Regions from separate parts of the Homo sapiens genome. Here region 1 is linked to region 2. Evidence: read pairs that join two places in POLR2A ChIA-PET (ENCODE). Cell type or tissue: GM12878. All regions are shown on one strand. Region 1 overlaps FAM53C (family with sequence similarity 53 member C). Region 2 overlaps GFRA3 (GDNF family receptor alpha 3).

Evidence for each region. Peaks named below come from ENCODE experiments on the same cell type or tissue, not always from the same donor. Only the 100,000 strongest peaks of a DNase experiment are listed, where the experiment ranks them.
Region 1: POLR2A ChIA-PET joins it to region 2 with 5 read pairs; 7 of 35 experiments call an interaction of 5 or more read pairs at or near these places.

The regions. Positions count from the first base shown.
Region 1 is chr5:138,343,881-138,346,380 of GRCh38, forward strand. FAM53C (family with sequence similarity 53 member C) reads left to right here. Exons shown (of 5, transcript NM_016605.3): 4 at 945-1,729. Among named protein-coding and RNA genes, the nearest start is that of FAM53C, 6.9 kb to the left of the region's middle. In GM12878, no CTCF peak of the experiment used is centred here; no DNase peak of the experiment used is centred here.
Region 2 is chr5:138,271,507-138,274,006 of GRCh38, forward strand. All of the region lies in intron 1 of GFRA3 (GDNF family receptor alpha 3), which reads right to left. Among named protein-coding and RNA genes, the nearest start is that of GFRA3, 1.9 kb to the right of the region's middle. In GM12878, no CTCF peak of the experiment used is centred here; no DNase peak of the experiment used is centred here; H3K27me3 peaks cover 128 bases.

The DNA.
Region 1 (2,500 bases), 72 kb after region 2:
AGGGAAGAACTATAGACCAAATACACTCAGTATGAATTTTGCCACCATCAAGTCTGACTTCGTATACTTGTCGTTTGCCCCAAATATCCAGCCCCTGCAGAATTCCAGCCAGCTAGCCAGAGGAGTTTGGATTAGGCCCTTTGTCCCTTAATGAGCCGTCTCCCAAAAGTCACAATTTTGGTTGGAATACAGTGAGTGAGGATTGTTTCTTTTAGTCCATTTTCCCTTCCTTCTCTTGGTCCCTCCATCTGTTTGGATTTAAGAGAAGGCCTAGGGGAAGGGAATCGGAATATGTGGGTGGCCAGACAGAAACGAAGATGAGCAGCACAAAGTCAGGGTTTCCCAAGCCCAGGTTTCACTGTCAAAGGCCTTCCCCACCCTGTTTGCCCTCCCTAGGAATAAAAGTGATCTCTTACCTGCCTGATTACCTCTTACTTCTTGGCAGTCCTAACTCCTGACTTGGTGCTGTTGACACATGAGAGGAGGAAAGGCCGAGAAAGAAGAGCATAGGCCTGCTTTTCAGCATCCAGGGCAAGCGTGGGGGAGGGGCGAGGGAGAGATGAGCAGGACACTCACAAACGTGTTTGTTTCTCTTGACTTCTTTTACCTTTGAGAGGGAGTGGCAGGCAGTAGATGAAATGTTTTTGATTCCAGGTAGTTGGTCACAATGGAGGCAATAGAGCATAGTGGTTTAAAAACCTAGCCTTCGCATCAGACAGACCTGGATTTGAATCCTCCTTTGGTCTTTTGAGTGCTATGTGATTTTGGGAAAGTTATTGAATTTCTCTTATCTGTGAAATGGGGATAATGATAACGATACTACCTACCTCATAAGGTTTTTGGAAATTTTCACATAAAATGCTCCATACATTATGTGGCAAATGGTAAGTTCTTAAAAAATGTAAGCTATCATTAATATTATTCTTATTATAAATGCCTTCCAGAAGGTGCTTCCTGGAGGGGCCTGCCCCACTGTTCCTGTGCTGAGTTCCAGGACAGCCTCAACTTCAGCTACCATCCCTCAGGCCTGAGCCTGCACCTCAGACCACCCAGTCGGGGAAACTCCCCCAAGGAGCAGCCCTTCTCCCAAGTCCTAAGACCTGAGCCCCCAGATCCAGAGAAGCTTCCTGTGCCCCCTGCCCCTCCATCCAAGAGGCACTGCCGCTCACTCTCAGTGCCCGTGGACCTGTCTCGCTGGCAGCCGGTGTGGCGGCCCGCCCCCTCCAAGCTGTGGACTCCCATAAAGCACCGGGGCAGTGGTGGAGGGGGTGGGCCGCAGGTGCCTCACCAGAGCCCCCCAAAGCGGGTCTCCAGCCTCAGGTTCCTCCAAGCTCCCAGTGCCTCTTCTCAATGTGCCCCAGCTCACAGACCCTACAGCCCTCCTTTCTTCAGCCTGGCCCTGGCCCAAGATTCCTCTCGACCCTGCGCCGCCTCCCCTCAAAGTGGCTCCTGGGAGAGTGATGCTGAGTCCTTGTCACCTTGCCCACCTCAGCGCCGCTTCTCCCTGTCACCCAGTCTGGGCCCGCAGGCAAGCCGCTTCTTGCCCTCTGCCCGGAGCTCTCCCGCATCCTCCCCAGAGCTGCCCTGGCGACCTCGAGGTCTCCGCAACCTTCCCCGAAGCCGCTCACAGCCTTGTGATCTGGATGCCCGCAAAACTGGGGTCAAGCGGCGCCACGAGGAAGACCCCCGGCGTCTGCGGCCTTCGTTGGACTTTGACAAGATGAATCAGGTGGGACCAGCAAGACTAGGGGAGCTTAGATGGGAGTGTGGGGACTGTTCTGTTTCCACTTTTGAGCTAGCCCCTAGCTTCATTACCCTGCCGCCCCCACCACCAACAGCACCTCCTTTAGCTCTTAGCTAGGGTGACCTACCATCCCAGTTTGCCTGGGACTGTCCCAGTGTTAGCACTGAAAGTCCCCCCATCCTGTGAAATGCCTTAATCCTGGGAGTTAGAGAAACTGGGGTGAGACCCATGTTAAACCTTCCAACAGAGATCCCAAATTGTCCTGCAAGAGGTACTTTCCCTCCTTTCCAAGAATGCACAAGCTGCAAAAAATTCCATCAGTACCTACTCCTTGTGCCCAAAGCTGTTTTTGCCACTTGCCTGTCACTGCTTCAAAGTGGGTCTGTGAGGGCTGAAGCAAGATGGGCTGCTACAGTGTATTCATCTGTTAGACAAATGTTTTTTGACTTCCTGGTGTGAGTACAATTATTGTATGTATGCACTTTGCTCACTTTTTTCATATTATTCTTTCTAGACCACTAGGTTACAAACCTCTTTAAGAATTAATTAATTTTTTCATACAGTCGTCCATCCCATCTGCAAACATTTACTGACTCTGACTAGGCACTGGCAGTACAAAGTAATGAAACACTGCAGATGATGTTCCTGCCCTCACGGAGCTTCTATTCTTCAATTCAATGGAAACAATGGGCTCCAAATTTTGTCAGAAAGTTTACAAACGCCAGGCATGGTGGCTAACGCCTGTAATCCCAGCAC
Region 2 (2,500 bases):
ATTTGATCCAGTGTGCAAATGTGTCTTTTTTAGTCAGCATAGTTCCGTTCCTTTCTTTTTCTTTCTCCTTTCTCCTTTTCTTTTCTTTCTTTTAATCTCTGTCACCCAGACTGGAGTGCAGTGGTACAATCGCCACTCACTGCAGCCTACAGTCTCGACCTCCCAGGCTCAGGTGAATTCTCCCACCTCAGCCTCCCAAGTAGCTGGGACTGCATGCATGCACTACCACGCCCAGCTAATTTTGTATTTTTTGTAGAGATGGGTTTTCACCATGTTGCCCGGGCTGGTCTCGAACTCTTGAGCTCAAGCAATCCACCCACCTTGGCCTCCCAAAATGCTGGGATTATAGGCGTGAGCCACCATTCCCGGCAGTATTTTCTTTTCTGTTTTTTTTTTTTTTTTTTTTTTGTGTGTGTGTGTGTGTGTGTGTGTGTGTGTGGTTTGGTTGTTTTATTTGTTTGTTTGGTTGGTTTTTTTTGCACGTTCACAGTATTTTCTTTTTCTTTTTTTTTTTTTTGAGACGGAGTCTCGCTCTGTCACCCAGGCTGGAGTGCAGTGGCGCGATCTCAGCTCACTGCAAGCTCCACCTCCCAGGTTCACGCCATTCTCCTGCCTCAGCCTCCCGGGTAGTTGGGACTACAGGCGCCCACCAGCATGCCTGGCTAATTTTTTCTATTTTTTAGTAGCGACGGGGATTCACTGTGTTAGCCAGGATGGTCTCAATCTCCTGACCTCGTGATCTACCCGTCTCAGCCTCCCAAAGTGCTGGGATTACAGGTGTGAGCCACTGCACCCAGCCAGTATTTTCTTAAAGTTGTAATTAGTGGCCAACATTTAAAAATCAGATTTTAGGCCGGGTGCGGTGGCGCACACCTTTAATTGCAGCACTTTGGGAGGCCAAGGTGGGCAGACTGTTTGAGCCCAGGATTCAAGATCAGCCTGGGCATCCGAGATGGCAAAAACCCGTCTCTACAAAAAATACAAAAATTAACCAGGTGTGGTGGCACACTACTACAGTCCCAGCTACTGGGGAGGCTGAGGCAGAAGGATTACTTGAGTATGGGAGGTTGAGGCTGCAGTGAACTGGAATCACACCACTGAACTCCAGCCTGGGTGACAGATTGATACCCTGTCTCAAAAAAAAAATCAGATTTCAAATAAAACTATTAATTTCCAATTTGTCTTGAAAAATGGAAACACTCGGGCCCACATGTAACGGGTGGAGTAATGACTGCCCCCTTTTGACAAGTCATGCCTTTTCCAGCTTGTTATAGTCCATACCACTTTCTATTACTTGCCCCACCTCCTCATTTATACAGCCACTGCCACGTCTATTTCATATTGATTTGTTAGCAACCTGGTTTTGTAACTTTGTTTTCTGCTTCTTGGCTCATCAGAGAATGAGTAGCTACAGAATGGGTCAGATCAGGCTATGCCTCAGGGCACAAGATCCTCATTTGTTTCTCATCAGTGAGGCCCACAACCCAGGTATCCATTTTATAGTTGGATGAACAAAGAAAAGTAATGTGCACCAGGGGATGTAGCAAGTCAAGACCGAGTCAAGGCTAGAACCCAGGACTCCAGCCTCCTATCCACTTCAGAATGATTTTCAGTACATGACACCACTTCCCCATGAATCGGAGGTCTCCTATATGCTTGGCTTTAGCAGGCCCTGAGCAATGATATTTTCCACCCCCAAAGCCCTCTGTTGGTCTGTGCTCTTGAAGAGCACTTGGCTCTACATGGTACCTCCTAGATGACTGTTTTATGGATTTTCAATGAGGCTACTTAACCAGATGTCATTGCTGTCAAGTATTACTGTGGAAAATAGATCTGTCACCAACACTGCTTCATTAAACCATTTAATGAGAAAGGTGTTTAATGTTTTCCCCTGATCCTGACATGCAGCCATAACCTTTAGGATTAGTGAAATTTCCTGGGCAGTCAAATCAGACTGGTGATGTCTTGCTGCCCTGACTTACTGATGTTGGCAGGTGGACAGACCAGGGTTTTTCCTCCTTCCTTCCATATCTGTCTCAAGGCAGCATTTCTACAGCACTGCGTTGTGGACTGAGGTCTCAGGGCAGTGTGGTGGTCTCTCTGTCTCAGGAGTCCCTCCATTCAGTCTCTGGGCAGGAGCCGCATAATAAGATTCCACACACCCATACCACTCACGAAGGCCATGGGCCTTCCAGGGATCTCGGATCCCAGGCTGTTCTTCCTTGGGGGAGTGGCCTGGTTCTAAAACCAGGCCTTGAACTACATCTACAAAACATCTATTGTGGATTATTTATTATCCAAGGGGCAAGCCACTGTGCTAGACGGCTTGCAAGGCCTGCTATTGTAGAAGGTTATGAAACAAGTCAGTTTTAACGAACTTCTTTTTCTTCACCTGTACCTAGTTTCTTCCTCAGTCCTTAAAGCAGATGGAAGAGTTAAAGCCCACGTGGAGCAAATGACACTCTGTTTCTGATCTGATTCTCCCCGCCTCTTAGAGACG